Linked DNA regions of Homo sapiens: region 2 is linked to region 1. A link is an interaction called in ENCODE POLR2A ChIA-PET data of the cell type or tissue named here. Cell type or tissue: OCI-LY7. All regions are shown on one strand. Region 1 holds the start of CD3D (CD3 delta subunit of T-cell receptor complex). Region 2 overlaps MPZL3 (myelin protein zero like 3).

Region 1 (8,000 bases):
ACACACAAGTTCTTTCAACAGTCAAAGTTCTAGGAGTCTTTAGGAGATTGCAAGAGTAACTCCCAGCTGAGACTAAACCTACCACCAGCCCCATTCCTTAGCTGGTGCATAAGCTCACTGGTACACACACACACACACACACACACACACACACAAACACACTCTCATGCTCTGCTCTTCCACTAACCCCCAGACAGCCTTCCAGTCTCATGTCCAGCAAAGCAGAAGACTCCCAAAGCAAGGAGCAGAGTGGCAATGACATCAGTGACAATGATGCCAGCCACGGTGGCTGGATCCAGCTCCACACAGCTCTGGCACACTGTGGGGGAAGGGAGGAGAGAGGAGAGGTTGAGAGCCTTTAAGATCAGGGAACCATCCTCTGCCTCCTAGGGCAACCCTTAGATCTCTTATGCCAAAACCCAAACTTCAATAAGACCCTGGGAGAAAGGCCTGGTGATGGGCTTGCCACACCTTCCTCCACCCTGCATCCTAAGGAATCCCTGGGAAGAGCCAAGAAGTAATCTCAGCTTTTGGGACCTTGAACAAGGTGGTGGGCCAAACCTCTCACCCAACCAAGGCTGCAGTAACATGACCCCTACTGCTCTGTCTTGCTGAGTTAAGCTCTCTCTTCCACTTTGAAGGTCCCCAAATCTGGCTTGTACCATTACAATAGTGACCTCACTTTGTTTAGAGAACAGATGGGTTCACCATATCCCTCTCTAGCCAGAAAGTTCTCACATCCAGAAGCCCTATCCATTCCAACCCAAAGGGTTCAGGAAGCACGTACTTCGATAATGAACTTGCACGGTAGATTCTTTGTCCTTGTATATATCTGTCCCATTACACCTATATATTCCTCGTGGGTCCAGGATGCGTTTTCCCAGGTCCAGTCTTGTAATGTCTGAGAGCAGTGTTCCCACCGTTCCCTCTACCCATGTGATGCTGGTATTGCAATTCACAAACACTCTGTCCTCAAGTTCCTCTATAGGTATCTTGAAGGGGCTCACTAAAGGGGAAAAAATATCACAGTTGGAGACAGCTCTTTGATCTGCACCAAGCCCTTTGTTCTGCGGAAGCTCATACTTAACAGAGACCATTTTCCTGGTCCAGGACAGTTTATGGCTTCCATCAAGAGAGACAGAAGTCACAAGAAAAAGCCTTCAGAAAGTTCCCCACCAACTGCAGGGGTCAAGGGGGACATGAGGATGCCATTCAAGCAGAGGACAGGTCTTGGGGCCTTGGTGCAAAAGAGGACCCCTCAGAGCAGGATTGACCCAAGCACCTTCCTGGAAATGAATCCAGACCACTGATGAGGAGTAGGGGGAGCACGGACCACTGAAGCACCTGGAAGATGTGGAAAGACAGAAGAACATTCCTCGATTGGAAATGTCTGCATTTTTTCTTCAAGGAAACATCTAATTCCACTTCCCAGCCATCTACAACACTCCCACTTCAGCTTCTTATCCTCATCCTTCCTCATTGCCCCTGCTCCATTGACAACCAAGAAAGCGGGGCTCTCAACACTGAAGCCTTTCCCAGGGCCAGGGATGGCTGTGGGTGGAGACCAGCTGGTTTACCAGCCCCTGAATTATCAGCCAAGTGGTCCAGAACGGGACCAGGGCAAATCCCATGTACAGTTTTCCACCCTTGGTTAGAAGGAGGAGAACAGGAAAAAAATTTTATTGAATCCATCCCTAGAGCTCCTCACAAGTCAAGTCTTGTGGGAGACTTTTAGGGCTGGAGGTGAGTGCAGCAACATTCCAGATGCAGTGAGTTCCTCTGACAGCCTGAGCACATCTCCACAGGCCACAGAGGCACTACAGTCTATGCCTCCAAACACAGGGAAAAGTGGAGGCTACATTCATTCATCCTGGGCTTCACACTAAGTCCCAAATTTGGATACAAGAGCATCTTCTAGAAAACCCTGAAACAGCTGTTGCTCACACTTCTGAAGCAGGTTGGAAGTATATGCATGTATCCTCAGGGAGACACATGCACATCAAATGCTTCACGTCCTACAGTCGCGTCCTCTTCAGGGATCTGTCTCCAGTGGAAATCCTGAGTGCCCTAGTGCAGCCAACTATTAGGTGACCATTGGACCCAGTTTGCTTAGTGTTGAAGGGGTTCCTCGGACATGGGACTTTCCATTTTAAAACTGAAATTGGCAAACTGAGATGAGTTAAAATCCTACCATGTAACAACCCCTCAAATCTTCCCTCCGTCCTGCTCAACCTAAAGTTAACTTCTCTTAAAGCATTCACATAAGTGCTAGGACATGCCTCCAGGGATGACATAATCATGGCCAAACAAACAAGAGTCCTGATTCCAGAGGCCATCAGGCCTAAAAGGAGTAGTGCAGGAAGCTGTGCTCCCATGGCCAGTCCCAGATTCAGGTACATACGTACTGAGCTATTTTCTGCAGATCTCTGGCCTAAGGCCTTCTGAGAGACATTCTAGGCCCACATGCACCCATGGCTGGAGTCAGTCAAAGCCAAGAGCCTGTTTCCCAGACTCTATGCTACATCCTGCCCCTGCCCTCCTGACACCCCTGGGGTGCCTGGTGAACTGAAGCTAGCACCGAGAAGCACTTTTTTTTTTTTTTGAGATAAGGTCTCACAGGTTGCCTAGGTTGGAGGGCAGTGGCATGATCACAGCTCACTGAAGCCTTGAAATCCCGGGCTCAAGTGACCCTCCTGCCTCAGCCTCTCAAATAGCTGGGACTACAGTTGTGCACCACCATGCCTGGCTAATTCTTTTGTTTTTTGTAAAGATAGAGTCTCATCATGTTGCTCAGACTGGTCTCAAACTCCTGGCCTCAAAGGATCCTCCCACTTCGGCCTCCCAAAGCTCTGGGATTACTGGTGTGAGCCACCGTGCCTGGCAAGAAACACTTTCAAGTGGGCCTCACTCCCATCAGTAATGTCCCTCTCAGGTCCCTTCCCCCACCCACCTGGAGTAGCCTTACCTTGCGAGAGAAGGGTAGCCAGTACCAGGCCAGAGAGAAACGTGCTATGTTCCATCTCCCAGCGGAACTCATCCAGTAGATAAAGCCAGGTCACCGAACTATCAGCCTGGGTGAGAGCTGCCCTCCCCTAGCTGACTCACAGGTACCGGAAAGAGGAGAGTGGGGGAGGAACTAGAAGATGTCTGCTTCTCTGCTTTCTGCCGTTGATGGTGGGAAATTTTCAGAGTGGGGGTGGGCTAGGGGTAGGGTAGGAAGGAAGCGGTGTAAATTGCTCTATCTCTGAGCAGGGAGCTGGCAGAGAATATGGAAAAGGTGGCCTGAACTTTAGCGTCCCTATTGACAATGCAACCACATTTACACACAACCTAAACACTGCCACATCTCGAAGCCCCTTGAGAGAAGCCGTCGGCCCCATAGCGCAAGCCGTAGCAGCTAGATTTCTCATGGAGGCTGATCTTTCTCAGGACCCTTCACTAGGCAGCCAGGGACACCAGATCTAGCAGCTTCTTGTCAGTGGGAGGTTGGGCTTTAGAGACCCCAGCCAGAGATTTGAATCCTGGGTCCAATACTGCCTACCTGTGGGGCCTGGGCCAGCCATAAAATTTTTCAGAGTCTTATTCCATTAGTACCATTATTAGGATTCAAACAAGATATTTGCATGGTGCCTCACGCATCATATGTGCTCATTAAGGGGTAGTTATTAATAATAATATAATTGACTGACAGGCAATATTGAGCCTCCCGGTGAGACAAATGGACCTTTTTCCCCTGTGGCCTACGAGGATCTGAAACTCTTCACGCTGCTGCAGTTAGACTGTCACTTACCTGGGGACAGAGTCATGCCTGTCTTGCTCACTGCTGTATCTTGTGCCTGGCACATAACGGGAGCTCTGCACATTTTTGTTGGCTCACTGACTGACTGGCTGAGGGAGATAGGGGCCTGAGATCCTGGACATTCAGTCCGGGCTCTGGCCCCTGAAAATGTGCTGGCCTGTCCTCGGAATTGTTCCACCTATTGCCTTCCAGGCGCCTCTTTCATGATCTCAAAAGAATAGTGAAACCAGGTGCCGTGTCTCACGCCTGTAATCCCAACACTTTGGGAGGCTGAGGCAGGTGGATCACAAGGTCAGGAGTTCGAGACCAGCCTGACCAACAAGGTGAAACCCCGTCTCTACTAAAAATACAAAAATTAGCCGGGCTTGCTGGCACGCACCTGTAATCTCAGCTACTCAGGAGGCTGAGGCAGGAGAATCGCTTGAACCCCGGAGGTGGAGGTTGCAGTGAGCTGAGATAGCGCCACTGCACTCCAGCCTGGGCAACAAAGTGAGACTCTGTCTCAAAAAAGAAAAAGAAAAAAAAAGTGAAAAAAATTCCTGAATGAAGGCCTGGACTGAGGTGGCTTTCCATTTGGAGGTCCAGCCCCAAGCATCTGAGAGTCCCTCCTAAATTCATTACCTACAGCAACAACAACTAGCAACAAGTAACAACTGGCTACGATCCTAACAACTAATGACAGGGACATTTATCTCCCTCATGAAGAAACGGTCCCAGGACCATCTCCCACCCAGCATCCATTGCGGTTCCCTGTGCAAGATGAGTCTCTGAGTGGGAATCCAGCACTCTCTCCCTCTTCTTCCCCACCACCTTCACCCTCCTTAACGGAAAAACAAAAGGCATCTGCACCTGCAGCCCTGCTGAGGCCCCTGCTGCTCACACTTGCAGCAGAGGGTGGAGGCTCTGGGTTCTTGCCTTCTCTCAAAGGCCCCAGCCCCAACAGTGATGGGTGGAGCCAGTCTAGCTGCTGCACAGGCTGGCTGGCTGGCTGGCTGCTAAGGGCTGCTCCACGCTTTTGCCGGAGGACAGAGACTGACATGGAACAGGGGAAGGGCCTGGCTGTCCTCATCCTGGCTATCATTCTTCTTCAAGGTAAGGGCCTACTAGGGGTCTGGAAGCCTGGGGAAGGGCTCAAGGGAAGAGCCCATCACTAGTGAGACAGGAATATTGGTATCCCTAACCTTCAGCCTACCTCTGCTGTCACCTTAGAGTTCAAAGAAGGGCAAAATGGAGGCTCTTAACTGTTCTCTGCTAGAGAGAAACAGTGTCCCATGGAGGAGAAGGAATCCTTGTCTCTGAAAAATGCAAACAGAGTACTTAAATGGCTGAAGAGAGGACCCTGTTACCGCCATCTTAGATTTGAATGCAGCCCAAAAGGGCATAGGCCAAGAAACTAAAAGGAAAAAGTATATGTTCCCTACTTCAGAGCTGGGGGCTAGCAGTCGACCTAGGAAATGTCCATTCACTCAGTTGGGCAGTTGGCCAATTGGTCAACAAAGATGGGTGAGACCCTAATATGTGATATGCCATGAGGAAATAAAAATGAATAAAACACTTATGCTCTACAGAACTCATAGTCTCATTGGAGAGATTAGTTTTCATGGTGCCAGACTGAGTGTACAGTATAGTATGGGTGCCTGCATGAATACTCCATTGGACTATCCAATAGGAAGTGGATGAACTGGGTTGATGCCTGGAGTCTGGACATCCTGGGAAAGTTAAAACCATGGAATTTGCTGAAGTCACACAAGTACTATGTGAGGAAGAGGGAGCTGAAGATGGAACAGTGAGGGCACCAATTTTAAGGGGCAGTTAGAGAAAAAAAAACATTCCAGGAAAGAGATAAAAGGAGAATCAAAGAGCTGAAATAATCAAATGTATGCACTACCTTGGAAACCAAGAGAGTAGAGAGCTTCTAGAAGAAGAGAATTACCAAGAGTATAAAATGTTAAAGAGAGCCCACTAATATAAGAATATATTTAAAAGTTTAAGTCTGCGGGATGTGGCAGAATATGCATCATGGGTGATTTAGCACAGTTTCAGCAGGGTATTGTGAGTGGAAGCCAAGTGAAAATTGGTAGAAGGTGAAGGTCAGGTGATGAGGTCAGCAAGTGTAGACTATTCTTTAAAGACATTTGGATGAGGAGGGAGAAAAGACTGGGTGGTAGGTAGAGGAGGAAGTAGAGTCTAAGAATAAATGTTTTTGAGGGTGAGAGAAACTTGAGCACATTTCTAGGCTAAAGGAGAAGATGATGAGTAGAGCAAGGTCCTGGAGTTGATGGTGGAAGGACAGAGTCAAGAGTGGGGTCAAGAGCACAGAGAGGAAGGCAACGTTACCCTCTAAGACCAGGAGAAAGGAAGTGCAAACGGCACTGGCCACAAATAGGTTTATAAAGGGAAAGGAAGCTAAAGGAGAAAGGACAATAACAACTTCCGTGTTCTAAAAAATCCAGGTGGGAGGCAATGCCACCTGCTGAAACTGAGCTGGGTGATGACCGGTTGGGAGACTTGAAGAGGACAGTGAGAGTTTAGAATAGAATTATTTCTGAGAGAAATGCAAGGAAAAGTCAGGTAAAGACAACACAGGTTGAGGAGCAACTCTCAAGCCTGGGTGAGGTGGCTGCATATCATGGAAAGAGCATTTGAGTTCAGCAGTAGAAAACCTGAGCTCTGGATCCAGCTTGGACACCAATGAGCTATGTGTACTTGAACAACTCCTCCACTGTCTGGGAGTTCTCATGCCAGCCAATCCAGAAATGTGGCAGGGACGGGCATGGTGGCTCATGCCTGTAATCCCAGCACTTTGGGAGGTCGAGGCAGGTGGATCACCTGAGGTCAGGAGTTCGAGACCATCCTGGTCAACATGGTGAAACTCTATCTCTACTAAAAATATTTTAAAAATTAGTGGGGTGTGGTGGTGGGTGCCTGTAATCCCAGCTACTCAGGAGGCTGAGGCAGGAGAATTGCTTGAACCCAGGAGATGGAGGTTGCAGTGAGCCAACACGGTGCCACTGCACTCCAGCCTGGGCGACAGAGTGAGACTCCGTCTCAAAAAACAAAACAAAAAAAAAAGAAATGTGGCTATATGAACTCTTAAGTCCTAAAAGGAAACCTCACTCAGATATGCAACATTAAAAGATGTCAATCAGCCAGGCACAGTGGCTCATGGCTATAATCCCAACACTTTGGGAGGCTAGGGAGGGAGGATCATTTGAGCCCAGGAGTTCAAGACCAACCTGGGCAAAATAGGGATACCCTGTGTCTACAAAAACTACGAAAATTAGCCAGGCATGTTGGCATGCACTTATGCCAGCTACTTGGGAGGCTGAAGTGGGAGGATTGCTTGAGCCCAGGAGCTTGAGGCTGCAGTGAGCCATGATCACACCACTGCACTTCAGCCTGAGTGACAGAGCAAGAAAAAAAAAAAAAGATGTCTCAAAAAAAAAAAAAAAAACTATGTCAATGATCAGTGCAATCTCCTTCCCTGAATCCAATTTAGAATGAGGGGTCTCTGTCTTCTCTCGGTCTTCTGACCAGGTGGTCAGGAGAAAAACTAGTTAGAAACCTCTTTAACTGTTTGTCTTGCCTTTTCTCCCATTTGCTCATTTATTCATTTGCACATTCATTCAACAAATAAAGTTCCTACCATGTTCCAGACACTGCACTGGATACTGTTCAAAAATAATCCCGCCCTGCATGAGGTTCTAAGACAGTTCACTTCTTGTATTTCCATTATACTTTGACTCATGACCGCCTCTCCCTATCACACACACTCCACCTCTAGCCACACTACCTCTCTTGTCCTTTTCCAAAGCTGCATCTTATTCAGCTATTCTTTCTACTCAGAATGACTTTCTCTATCTGGTATATTCTTGCTTACTCTTCAAGGCCCAGACAAATGTCGTTTCCTCTATTAAGCTTTCCCTGATCCTCACCCTTGGACAAAATTAATAGCTTCTACCCTTTTTTCATATGCAGTCATATAAGCACTAAAAGATAATGTATACATTCTATTAAATTAATTGCATATATGTTTTAATTTTTTCACTTCATTCATAAACTTTGGAAGCAGCAGTTGATTCTTCATATCAGCACTCTTTTCTTTCATAATATCTAATTATTTTAGGTCATAATAGTCCTCGTTAAATGTTTGGATTAAATCTAATTGAATTGAATTCAAGTGCCAGATCTCTGTAATATG
Region 2 (8,000 bases), 97 kb before region 1:
TTGAAATACAGATTTAGAATTAGCCAAAGCTGGACTTGAGTTCTAGCTCAGCTACTTTCTGGTTGTGAGACCGTGATCTCGGTTACCTAACCAGTTCAAGCTTCAATGTCTTCACTTGGAAAATGGGAATAATAACAAGATCTACTTCACTGGATCACTCTGAAGAGCCACTACAATCAAAAAAGAAAATTTTTCATTTTGATCATGTTGTTCATTTCACAACATGAAACGCTTGGCACAGCATCTGGAATAATAACTTTAATAAACATTAGCTATTATTATTAAAATGAACACCACACATATTCAAAAACTTTCAGTAATTTCCTATTGGACTACAAAATAAAATTCAGAGAGTGGCAATCTAGCCCTAAACTTCTGTCACTGCATCCCATCTACCTTCCCAATCCCTTCATCATTACTTGAATGTCCTGCCATGTCCCACATGTACTGTGTCCTTTCATGCCACTGAGCCTTTCTTTGAACAGGTCTCTGTCTGAAAGGCTCTCCCCACCTCTAATAATCCTGCCTGGGTTGTTCCCCACCACACCATATCCCAACATTCACACACCTTCAAATTCCAGCTCAAATATCGGCCCCCTTTGCGGTGCCTTCCCAAATTCCCTGATGCGGTTCATCGCCCTTTCTCCTCCTAACACTAGGTACATAATCCTGCACAGGCACAGATGCCATCGATTGCACCTAGTTACAAAGGCTATTCCTCTATTAAATGTCAGCACCTTCAGGGCAAAAATTCAGAGGGAGGGGAGCAGGCAGAGGGACACTGAGAGAAACAGGTGGACAGGTCACCAGAAATTCTAGTATAGGAACAAAGCATGCTTGTAAATCACCCACTTTATTCCTATCACCTTTTTTATAGTACATGCAATACTCTTAACTCCCCTACACTCCTATCTTTCCATTGCACCCTTTCAGAAAAAGCTCAGCTCTAGACGACCAGACTAGGCTAGTTGTGAACAAGAAAAATCACACGACTGGACAATTACCATAAGAAATGCGTGAATATCTCCCACAGCTGAGTCCTCAACGAGGCCTGGCAAACGTTTAACTGGCCTTGCTTAGCTTCCCATTCCATGATTCCTCAAGCCCTTGTCATTCTCCCTTAGTCCTCCATGCAACCTCCAAACCCCTCATTCTCAGAAGAAAATGTTACCTCTTACATCGTCATGAAACTCGAGGCCATATAAACGGCCCAGGCACACACATTCCTGCATCTGCTCCCATCCTTACTTCCAACCTGAAAGGATGTGGTGTCCCTTTTCCTATGCGAGGCCAGGTCCTCTGCTCTGCCTGGATTCATCCCCTCCATTCCCTGCTTTAGCAGAAAAACCTCTCTAGGCCAGGCGTGGTGGCTCATGCCTATAATCCCAGCACTTTGGGAGGCCGAGGCAGGGGGATCACATGAGGCCAGGAGTTCAAGAGCAGCCGGGGCAACATGGCAAAACCCTGTCTCTACTGAAAATACAAAAGAAATTAGCCAGGCATGGTGCCACATGCCTGTAGTCCCAGCTACTCAGGAGGCTGAGGCAGGAGAATCACTTGAACCTGGGAAGCAGAGGTTGCAGTGAGCTGAGATCACACCACTGTACTCCAGCCTGGGTGACTGAACGAGACTCTGTCTCAAAAAAAAAAAAAAACCTTTCTACTGCCTTCAACCCCTCCCCTTCAGCCTCTAAATACACAGGTTTCTCCCATCCTTAAAAACAAATAGCAATTTTAAAAAATCTTTCTTTAACGCTGTAATATTACTCTAGTTACCAACTACTGCCCTTTCTCTCCTTTCTAAGCCAAGTTTGTGAAAGAGTGGTCTACACTTGAGGTCTCCATTTCCTTCTTCCCATTCACTTATGGACCTTATGGTACAACTGAACTCCACTACCACTTCTGGTAAAAGGCATCATATATCTTAAAATTGTAAAATCCGAGGGATAAAAACCCCAGTAGACACTTTTCTATACTTATTTTACTGGGTCCTCTACCAGTGACTCTTTGCTCCTTGAACTTCTCTATCCCAAAGCTTGCATGACAATGCTCTCATTCATTCACTCATTCTTCAAACATACATTTCTTGAGCATCTCTTTTGTGCCATCCTCTGGGTTTGGAATTAAATGCAAGCAAAATAAATACACTCCCTTGTATACTTGAAATACAGCAGAAGTTTGATACATTAATTAAGTAATCATAAAGACAAATGCATAATTAACAAACTTGGATAACTACTATGAAGGAAGGAAAAAGAAAGTGGCTATGGGTACGGCCCCTGTTATGATGGGGGAGAGGAGAGTGGTTAATGAAAGCTTCCCTGGAAGTTACTCTTGAGCTAAGATCTGAAGAAAAAGGTAACAAGGTGAGGAGAGGGAGGGCATTCTAGGCAGAAGACACAGCACATGCAAAGGTCCTGCACCAGGAAGGAGCTCAGTCAGTCAAGGAGCTGAAAAGGAGTATGACTGCAACACAAAAAAACACGAAAGGGAGAGAAAATAGAATGAGATGTGGCTGGGAGGTAAACAAAAAACAGACCAGGCAGGACCTTACAGATTTGGGTCCTCATCCTTAGTGTAATAGGAAGCCATGGAAAGTACTTAACTGTGGGACTGGGCAAGAAGAGACCTGATGAAATCTGCATTCTTAAAAGATCACTTTAGGCTGGGCGCGGTGGCTCACGCCTGTAATCCCAGCACTTTGGGAGGCCGAGGCGGGTGGATCACGAGTTCAGGAGATCGAGACCATCCTGGCTAACACGGTGAAACCCCGTCTCTACTAAAAATACAAAAAATTAGTGGGGCGTGGTGGCAGGTGCCTGTAATCCCAGCTACTCAGGAGGCTGAGGCAGGATAATGGCATGAACCTGGGAGGCAGAGCTTGCCGTGAGCCGAAATCGCACCACTACACTCCAGCCTGGGCAACAAAGCAAGACTCCATCTCAAAAAAAGAAGAAAAAAAAGATCACTTTAGAGAAGACACTTACAAGGAATCAAGAGTGAATATGGGTAAATTCAGCATGTTGGCAGGCAGAGGTGGGTGGATCACCTGAGGTCAGGAGTTCGAGACCAGCCTGGCCAACATGGCGAAACCCCGTCTCTACTAAAAATGAAAAATTAGCCAGGCGTGGTGGTGGGAGGCAGAGGTTGCGGTGAGCCAAGATCGCACCACTGCACTCCAGCTTGGGCAATAGAGCAAGACTTCATCTCTTAAAGAAAAAAAAGAAAAAGTGAATGAGTGAATATGGGGAAATTACTGAGGAGGCTACTACGATAGTCCATTAAGAAAGAAGGGAAGTTTGAACTAAGTATGGCTGTGGAATGTTAGGGAAAGGGAGGTATCAAGGATGACTGTCAGGTTTCCGACTTGCTGATGTCATTCACTGAGACAGGAAGACTAGAAAAGTACTAGGCTTGGCAGGGGAACAGGAGTTTGATTCTGGATGCATTTAAGGTGCTTCTGAGATACCCAAGGGATAATGTCAAGGGAGCAGTTGGTTTAGGGCAAAGGTGAGCAAATTATGGCCCATGAGCTAAATGGAAGCAAATGGATCTAGTGGAAAGGGAACAAACTAAAAACAACTAGCAACTGACCTTGCCGCTAGCTCTGGGTGTGACCAGATTGGCCTAAATCAATTATGACATCCAGTGGTCTTTTGGTAAACAGCTAAAAAACATTTACAATGTCTTTTAAAACAAAGTTTTATTAGAACACAGCCATGTTCATTTGTTGATGTATTATCTGTGGCTGCATTTTTTGCAGAATTGAATAGTTGCCCCCAGAGACCATGTAGCCCACAAAGTCTAAAATACTCTCTGGCCCTTTACAGAAAATGTTTGTCAACCCTTGGTTTAGAACAAAGAGATATGGGTTACAATTTAAGATTAGAATCTCTTTAGTTTCCCTCCAACCAACTCCACCACTGACTGTGTTACACATACACACACACATACTCACTCTATCTCTGTCTCCCCACATCTCTGACAGTATGTATCAAATATCTAATGCTATTCTTTTCTTAACCATTCTTTAAACACTGGTGTTCCTCAGAGCTCCAGCCTGAATATACAGTCATTCAACATGTTTTCCTTGGACAATCCTATTCACTTGTAGATTTAACAACCACTAACAGGATAATGATTTCCCAATCTATATTACTAGCCATGATCTGCCTCTGAGTGTTCAAGTGTTACCGGATATACTCTCTTGAATATCACCCCCACAGGACCTCAAATCGAATGCGGTAAACATTTGTTTGTTGCCAGCTCAACATCCATTTCCCCTGATCTCCTAATAATACCCTTTTTTTTTTTGATACCTACCTTTTCCCACACAGCCTATGAGCTAGGAGGAAATGACACTATCAGTCAGGATCCAGGCAGGCAATGGAAGGCACAATCAGCTGAGATTGTGAAAAGTGTATGGGCCACTTTTCTTTTCTTTTTTTCTTTTCTTTTTTTTTTTTTTTTTGAGACAGGGCATCACTCTGTTGCTCAGGCTACAGTGCAGTGGCGCGATCTCAGTTCATTGCAACCTCTGCCTCCCAGGTTCAAGTGATCCTCCCATCTCAGCCTCCCAAATAGCTGAGACCACAGGCGTGTGCCACCACACCTGGCTAATTTTTTGTATTTTTGGTAGAGACGGGGTTTCCCTATGTTGCCTAGTCTGGACTCAAACTCCTGAACTCAGGCAATCCTCCCATCTCAACCTCTCAAAGTGCTGGGATTACAGGCGTGAGCCACCATGCTTAGCCTAGGCCACTTTTCGAAGGGACTTTTCCCAAGGTTAAGGAAGCTGACAGCAGCACAAAGCTTTTACCATCCCCAGGTCTGAAGGGCAAAGGGAGGAAATGGTGTTACTAGATCCTGGTAAGAGTGGGAGCTGTGGGCAACCTGACAGGGGCTGTTGTTAGAGGGATACAGGTACTACAGATCATGGCACCAAGAGAGGGAGGGAGCAGGAAATAAATATCCTGATCTCTCTCCTGCCCTCCAATCTCCTGCCAATGCCTCCCGTTGGCCAAATATAACTGGAAACCAGAGGAAGAGAGCCTGAATGATGTACTTTATACAGTTAGCTTTCCAAAGAGTAGAGTAGAGAAAAGAATGAGTCTGGTGGGAGGGGAGAAAACTAAAAGTAAACAGCAACTGACTTTACTGCCAGCTGAGGCTGACTCAGATTTACCTAAACCAATCATTACATCTAGTGGTGTCCTGGTAAACAGCAGAACATTTTTACAAAAAATAAAAGGTCCACATACATAGGGTTGGACAATTTCTGTGGTGCAAATACTCCTACCATGGTCAATTTCAAGCTACACAGGTTAAGTCCCTAATGCTGACATAGGAAGAGGTGTATTAATACTTAATTGGCTTTTGAGAGCCAATCACATCCTCCCAATCATAAAGATAGGTCAATATGTGATCTAAGCTAATCCAATCAAAGCGAGTTTCAGAAAACCTGCTTGGAAAGTTATTTAATGCCCCCCACCCCACACCCGCCTTGTTTATTTTTTGTTTTTTTTGAGATGGGGTCTCACTATTGTTGCCCAGGCTGGTCTTGAATTCCTTGGCTCAAGTGATCCTCCCATCTTGGCCTCCCAAAGTGCTGAGATTACAGTCATGAGCCACCATGCCCGGTTTATGCACCTCTCTATGTCTAATATTTTCTTCACTCCCTATCTCTAACAAACTTATTCCTCTTTCAAGATTTAACTTCATCTCCAGGAAATCTTTCCTTTATTCTCATGCCAGATCAAAGCATCTCTCTCCATCCTCATGGTTTCTAATGCATTTCCCTCTTAGTATCAGACTCTAAAATCATCTGTTGACTTATGTCTTCTCCAATAGATCCTGATCCCACCAAAACAGAGCCTAGCATATTGTGGATGTTTAGTATAGTAATATTTATTCAACTAGACCAAACCAACAGTTTCCTCTTTTTTTTTTTTTTTTTTTTTTTGAGATGGAGTCTCACTCTGTTGCCCAGGCTGCAGTGCAGTGGCGCGATCTTGGCTCACTGCATCCTCCACCTCCCGGGTTCAAATGATTCTTCTGTATTTTTAGTAGAGACAGGGTTTCACCATATTGGCCAGGATGGTCTTGAACTCCTGACCTCGTGATCCACCCGCCTCGGCCTCCCAAAGTGCTGGGATTACAGGCGTGAGCCACCGTGCCCAGCCCAGTTTCCTTTTTATAAAACAAAAATTATTACAAAATAAGCATTAAAATTACACATTCTGGTTACTAAATTATAGTAAATTTTGGTTACTAAACCAAATTCTGTTTGCTAAATTATAGTAAGTACGCCATCAATAAACCCACCTACCTACCAATTTTTCCCTTGTTAATATATCTGAACTCCATATTTATGAGCATGATTTTGCCAAAAAGTTATAAACATTTAAAGTCATTTTGTTGAAATCTAAATACTGGATATGTGGGGTCTTAATTGTATAGTTAAAGAAAAATAAGAAAAGTAATAGTTTATCCATGGATGAACTAAAATTCAGGGCTGGTGAAAAAAAAAATTCTAAATGACGATAATTTTGTACAGTCTTATATAAAACTCTGAGAACTAGAAGAAATTATTAACTTTTTTCTTTTTCTTGATTTTTTTTGGTTCTAATTCACTTGTTTATTTTGGGGGAGGAAGACTTTGGTATGGAGCAAAGAAATACCAAAACTACTTTAAATGGAATAAAACCAACTTTATTCTTTTTTTCCCCCGTACTGGTAGATAAAGCAAACTTTATAAGTGGGCTATTGAAAGAAAAGTGCCTTTTAAAAGTGTTTAGTTTCCCAGTGTCCTTCCAAGCTTAAGATACAGAAGCATTTGTTCAAAGGATAGAAAACATCTAAAAGTTTAGGCTCAAGATCAATCTTTACAGACTAATATTTTCGGTTTGTTTTTTGTTTGTTTGTTTTTTGAGACAGAGTCTCACTCTGTCACCCAGGCTGGAGTGCAGTGGCGTGATCTTGGCTCACTGCATCCATGGATGAACTAAACTATTCTATACTGTTAGACATCAGGGTGTTGACTCCTTTTTGGGGAGAAAGGATAATGACTGGAAAGAAGCACAAAAGAAGGCTTTTGGAATGCAAGGAACATTTTATATATCCTGATTTGGGTGCTAGTTACCCATGTGTGTTCAGTTTCTTAAAATTCATTGAGCTGTATAGGCTTATGACATGTGTACTTTTCTCTACATATATATACTGAAATTAAAAAATGTTTTAAAACCAATGGATGTAAGACAGTTTGTCTCTTCCACTCATAAAAAAAATACCAATCCAACATTAATTCACTCAGAAATGTCCATCCCAGGCCTAATGCCTTTATCTCTTCATCTGAGCAGAAAAGCATTCTTGCCAGGTAAAAACAGCCAACTATAGAAATACTCATAATAATTAACAAAAACTTTTTAGTCTGGGGAAAAAACAAGAAAATCACATTTTCACATAAGTAATTTTACACATGAAAGAATTAAATGTGTCAATAAAGCCCCCAATCTTGTATGCCCCATTTTCTAAAATACAAATCTACTGATATTTTATTCATATTGCACACCTAAGTAAAAGAGAGAAAAGTTTAAGAAACCTAGGTCCCCTAGTCTACCATTTCTAAATACTTAGATAACTGATATAGCAGGACCAGACTTATAACTTAAGGAGAATTCAAATAATCTAATAATTTAAGTGGTCTTATCTTTGAAAACAAAAGGCAAATAAACACTGACATGAAACCAAACTCAACCACATAAGATTTAAAACACCAAACAAATGGATGAACCTTGAAAACATGCAAAGTGAAAAAAGCCAGTCACCAAAAGCACATATTGTGTAATTCCATTTACTTTATTTTTATTTATTTATTTATTTATTTATTGAGGCAGGATCTCATTCCATCGCTCAGGCTGAAGTGCAGTGGTGCAATCCCAGATCACTGCAACTCCGACCTCCCAGGTTCAAGTGATTCTTCTGCCTCAGCCTCTCAAGAA

What was found. ChIA-PET counts read pairs that join two places held together with the same protein. Peaks named below come from ENCODE experiments on the same cell type or tissue, not always from the same donor. Only the 100,000 strongest peaks of a DNase experiment are listed, where the experiment ranks them.
Region 2: POLR2A ChIA-PET joins it to region 1 with 8 read pairs; 10 of 35 experiments call an interaction of 5 or more read pairs at or near these places.

The regions. Positions count from the first base shown.
Region 1 is chr11:118,339,588-118,347,587 of GRCh38, forward strand. It overlaps CD3D (CD3 delta subunit of T-cell receptor complex), which reads right to left and starts at 3,118. Exons shown (of 5, transcript NM_000732.6): 1 at 2,966-3,118; 2 at 788-1,006; 3 at 188-319. The coding sequence starts at 3,020. CD3G (CD3 gamma subunit of T-cell receptor complex) reads left to right here and starts at 4,757. Exons shown (of 7, transcript NM_000073.3): 1 at 4,757-4,891. The coding sequence starts at 4,837. In OCI-LY7, no CTCF peak of the experiment used is centred here; a DNase peak (open chromatin) is centred at 3,784.
Region 2 is chr11:118,242,132-118,250,131 of GRCh38, forward strand. All of the region lies in intron 1 of MPZL3 (myelin protein zero like 3), which reads right to left. Among named protein-coding and RNA genes, the nearest start is that of MPZL3, 6.2 kb to the right of the region's middle. RefSeq lists an enhancer at 1-111. In OCI-LY7, no CTCF peak of the experiment used is centred here; no DNase peak of the experiment used is centred here.